Regions from separate parts of the Homo sapiens genome. Here region 2 is linked to region 1. Evidence: chromatin loops called from intact Hi-C (ENCODE). Cell type or tissue: IMR-90. All regions are shown on one strand. Region 1 overlaps LOC105373508 (a long non-coding RNA gene). Region 2 overlaps NPAS2 (neuronal PAS domain protein 2).

Region 1 (2,500 bases):
GATGCCAAAAGCACAGTACACAAAAACAAAAACAGAATACAGCAACGGAACAATTAACAGAGTGAAAAAGTAACCTGTGGAATGGGAAAATGGGAATGCTGTTCTGCATAGCAACGGAACAATTGGCAGAGTGAAAAGGTAACCTATGGAACGGGAAAATATATTTGCAAACTATATATCTGACAAGGGGTTAATATTCAAAATTTATAAGGAACTCATATAACTCAATAGTAAAAAAGTGAAATAACCCAATTTAAAAATGGGCTAAGCACTTGAGTAGTCATTTCTTTAAGGAAGGCATACGAATGGCCAAACAGTACATGAAAACATGCTCAACATCACTAATCATCAGGAAAATGCAAATGAAAACCACAATGAAATGTCACATTACACTAGTTAGGAGGGCTATTACCCGCCCCCACCCCCACCCCTATCCCCCCAAAAAAACACAGAAGGTAAGCATTGGAGAAATTAGAGCCCTTTTACACTGTTAGTGAGAATATAAAATGATGAAGCCACTATGGAAAACGGTATCTTAATTCCTCACAAAATTAGAAATAGAATTAGTTTATGGTACAGCAATCTCACTTCTGGGTATTTATCCAAAAGAAGTAAAATTAGGATCTCAAAGAGATATTTGCACTCCCATGTTTACTGTTGGCTATTCGCAATAGCCAACATGTGGAAACAAACTAAATATCCATCAACAGGTGAATGGATAAAGACAATAGGGTACATATGGACAATGGAATATTATTAAGCCTTAAAAAGAAGGAAATCCTGCCATATGCAACAACTTGGATGAAAGCGAGGACATTATAGCAAGTGACATATTTAGGACAAATACTGCATGATGTCACTTAAAAAGGTATCTAAAATAGTCAAACTCTTATAAGCAGAAAGTAGAATGGTGGTTGCCAGGAGCTGGGGGAAGAGGGACATAGGAAGTTGTGACTTGATGGGTATAAAGTTTCAGTTAGGCAAGATGAGTAAGTTCTAGAGATTTGCTGTACAGCATTCTGCCTGTGGTTCACTATACTGTAGCATACACTCAAAAATTTATTAAGAGGGTAGATCTAATGTTACATGATCTTACCACAAGTAATTTTTTAAAAATAAATCTTCCAATAGCCATTTGCTCAAGGGCTATCTTCTGCTGCACCTAGACCAGGTAGGTGTGTGTTGGCTGTGCAACCCTGAGTTTCCCTTTCCACCATACTTTTTACACATTTGTGTCATGGACTGTTTAGTCGTGGGTCTTTCCATCTAAAATACAAGCCCTTTGAACCCAGGGGCTGCAGCCACACCGTACACTATTATCTCCTCAGTGCCGACAGTGCCTGGCCTGGGGCAGACACTCAGCAAATATTTGTGGAATAAATGAAACTATGTCGTTCTTCTGCCATTGTGTGGGGTTAGTCAGTCTTAACTGAGCTATTTTGTGGTCTTTATAAAATTCCCCATTGAAGACTGTGCATTCCATCCTGACTGAGTTTCTACAGACTTACTGTATTTCTCTGCCAAGTTCACTCCAACAGACAACTGTGATCAAAACTATGATGCCAGAATTGGTCCAAACTAAGAAAACCCTCTCCCCCGCTCATTTCTGTCTGGGCAGGCTACTCATGACACTTGACAAGTCCCAGCCTTGATCAAGAACAGCTGGACTGAGCTTCTTCCCATGTTTCAGTGTCAGGGAATGGAGGAGGGTTCTTACCAGTTCTTTCAGGCGAGATTGGCAATTCCTTCCTCCGGGAACCCCAGAGCCGGCTGTTCTTACCTCTAGCCTAACATCAGATGATTGTGTTGTTGACCTTCTGATCAGATACAGAAGCTGTATGATTTCTACAAAGGGAGAGTCAAAATCGCCTTTTAACGACTGAAACAGGAGACTATGGGGACTGGGGCACTGCTGGTACTGCCAGACTCTGTCCCACGTGGTGTGACTTGATGGGAAGGGTTTTTCCATGAATGGCCCACACAGGCATGCTTATTGAAAACATATGTAAAATATACCCATTACATCATTCTTCCAGCCTGTGCTTTCCTGGGAAATCCCAGTGTAGTAAAGTTAGGAAATCTAACTGCTTTTCCACTCACACAGCACTTTACTATTCACATTGGCCAAGTAGGGGAGCCGCACTTGGCTTGACTCTCTCCCTGTGTTTCTGCACATAAAGGAGCAGATGTAAGAGTCCAAATGGTTGATTCATCCACAGACCCTAACACCTTAAGGTCACGGGTGAATAGAGAAGCAAGAATTAACAATTTAATGCTTTATTTCCAATACAACATGGAAGTTCAAAATTAAATATCAGGCTGGGCACGGTGGCTCACACCTGTAATCCCAGCATTTTGGGAGGCTGAGGTGGGCAGATCACCTGAGTTCAGGAGACTGAGATCATCCTGGCCAACACGGTGAAACTGTCTCTACGAAAAATACAAAAATTAGCCAGGCATGGTGGCGGGCACCTGTAGTTCCAGCTACTCAGGAGGCTGA
Region 2 (2,500 bases), 180 kb after region 1:
TATATTTATATATATTTTAAATTACAATCAAGTGGAGCTTATCTAGGGAATGCAAGGCTATTCAGAATTCAAAAATCAATGTAATCCGTTATGTTATGAAGTTACAAAAGAAAAACCACATGATTATATCAATTGATGCAGAAAAAGACTTTGGCAAAATGCAACATCTATTCATGAAATAAAAATCAATACTGAAATTATAAATCTAAATGTAAAATACGTAAAACTGTAAAACCATAAGAAGAAAAAATAGAAAGTCTTTGTAGTCTATAAGGTTAGGCAAAGAGTTCCTAGACCTAACACCAAAAGTACAACTCGTAAGAGAAAAAATTGTTAAACCTGGACCTCATCAAAATTAAAAACTCACTCTGTAAGTTACTATTAAGAGATTGAAAAGGCAAGCTATAGTCGGGTAGAAAATACTGACAAATCACATTTCTGACAAAAGACTTGTATCCAGAAAATACAAGCAACTGTCAAAACTCAATAGTAAGGAAATAGACAACCCAATTTTAAAATGGGCAAAAGATATGAACAGATGCTTCCTCAAAGAGGGTCTACAGATGTCAAAAAAAGTGAAAAGATGTCCACTGCCATTAGCCATTAGATACATGCAAATTAAACCTCTAATAATGTACCACCGCAACTTTCTTAGATTAGCTAAAATTTAAAGTACTGACAATATTAATTCCCTTTAAGGTTGTAGAACGCTGGATCACTCATACATTGCTGGTAGGGAGGTAAAATGGCATGGCCACTCTGGAAAACGGTTTGGTAGTTTCTTATAAACATATAGTTTCCATATGACCCAGACGTTCTAGTCCTGGATTCTTTACTTCAGAAAAATACAAACACGTTCACTGAAAAACCTGTACACCAATGGGCATAGTAGCTGTATTCATAATTACCCAAACTGGAAACAACCCACATTTCCTCAATGGGTGAATGCATAAACCGGCTGTGGAACACCCGTACAGTAGAAAACTACTCACCAATGAGAAGGCACACGGTATTGACAGACACAAGTTGAATAAATCTCAAAGGCATTATGCTGGGTAGAAGCAGCCAGGCTCAAAAGGTTACATGCTATAGGATTATACTTTTACGACATTCTTGAAAAGAGCATAGGGATGGAGAACAGAACCGAGCTGGCCAGAGTTTTGTGGGAGTGGAGGGCATGAGAGTTTTGTAGAGAGCTCTCTCTCGTCTTGATGGTGATGACGGTTGCATACCTTTATACATGTGCTAAAACGTATAGAACCGTGTCCCCGAAGAAAAAGTCAGGCTCACTGTGTGTTAATTTTAAGGGGAAAAAAAACAAAAACAAAAACAAAAAAACGTTTTAAAGCACCCACCGTCAGCGTCACTTTTTCGAGGCTAATGAAGTTTGACTGAGCCTTGCTTGGCTCTTTCCCTACATCCCCCGCTGGGGGCGGTAGGGAGCAGCAGCGCCGTGCTGTGCTTTGGGGTGGAGGAGCCTCACGGACCCTTCCTGTCTCTACTCACTTCCCCTTTAAGTTGGGTCCCTCATCCTTTCCTGAGGACCCATTTCATTTCCTTTCCCTGTCCCCACTCATCCAAAAGCTCAGACCAGGTTGCTTGGCCTACCATTCACGACTGCGCCGTCGGTCTCCCCGTGCCTCCCCACCCTATCCTTTCCTTCTCCAATTGAGCCCAACTCTGCTGCCAAACTTGACCACCCAGCTTTCCCCTGGGCTGTCCTCTCCACCCCTGACTATGCACCCCTCAAAGCCACCTCATGTTCTTGCCTCTAGGGGCTCCGTGGCTGGGCTCCCTCCTTGGTGAGCACCCTTGGCGATTCGTTGGAACTTCTCACCGGGCAGTATTGTATTGCACCCCCTATACCAGCTTCTGAGGAATGAGTTCCATCTCTTCCTCTAGACACTGAGCTGCTTTTAGTTGAGGGCCAAGACCTCTTCATTGCCGCCTCCTCCATATCGCTTGATGGAGCGCCTTGTGCACAGAAGGTGCTAATCAGAGAATATAGAACAAATACTCTTCCTGTCTCTAATTGCCCTTGTCCAGAGAACCCTCAAGTCAGAAGTGGAAGAGGGTCCTCCTGTCAAAGGGGGAGGGAGTGGGGAGATGTTAGTCAAAGGGTAGAAAGCTTCAGTTAGACAGGAGGAATCAGGTTTTGAGATCTATCACACAGCAGGGTGACTGTAGTTAATAATAACGTACAGTGTTGTATATTTCAAAATTGCAAGGAGAGTAAATGTCAAATGTCTCACCACAAATAAGTGAAGTGACTGATATGGTAATTAGCTTAATTTAATCATTCCATGTTGTATATATATATATCAAAACATCACATTGTACCCCATAAACATGTACAGTTTTTAAGGGTACTGGAAGGTAACCTGTGCCCCACTTCCCTGGAGGTCTGTCTGTATTGCATTTAATAACTGGATGTTTGAGTTCCACCCATGAGTGCCTTTCTGCTCAATCCCCTACTATGTGTATCCAGATAGACTAGTTG

What was found. Peaks named below come from ENCODE experiments on the same cell type or tissue, not always from the same donor. Only the 100,000 strongest peaks of a DNase experiment are listed, where the experiment ranks them.
Region 2: it touches region 1 in a loop (4-fold over the local background); 1 of 110 quality-filtered maps calls a loop at or near these places.

Annotation. Positions count from the first base shown.
Region 1 is chr2:100,741,074-100,743,573 of GRCh38, forward strand. It overlaps LOC105373508 (a long non-coding RNA gene), which reads left to right. Exons shown (of 2, transcript XR_007087156.1): 1 at 1-138. Among named protein-coding and RNA genes, the nearest start is that of LINC01868, 62 kb to the left of the region's middle. In IMR-90, no CTCF peak of the experiment used is centred here; DNase peaks (open chromatin) are centred at 1,028, 1,468 and 2,048; H3K4me3 peaks cover 198 bases; H3K27ac peaks cover 1,216 bases.
Region 2 is chr2:100,918,063-100,920,562 of GRCh38, forward strand. The region is part of intron 2 of NPAS2 (neuronal PAS domain protein 2); the gene reads left to right. Among named protein-coding and RNA genes, the nearest start is that of NPAS2-AS1, 58 kb to the right of the region's middle. In IMR-90, a CTCF peak has its summit at 1,418; no DNase peak of the experiment used is centred here.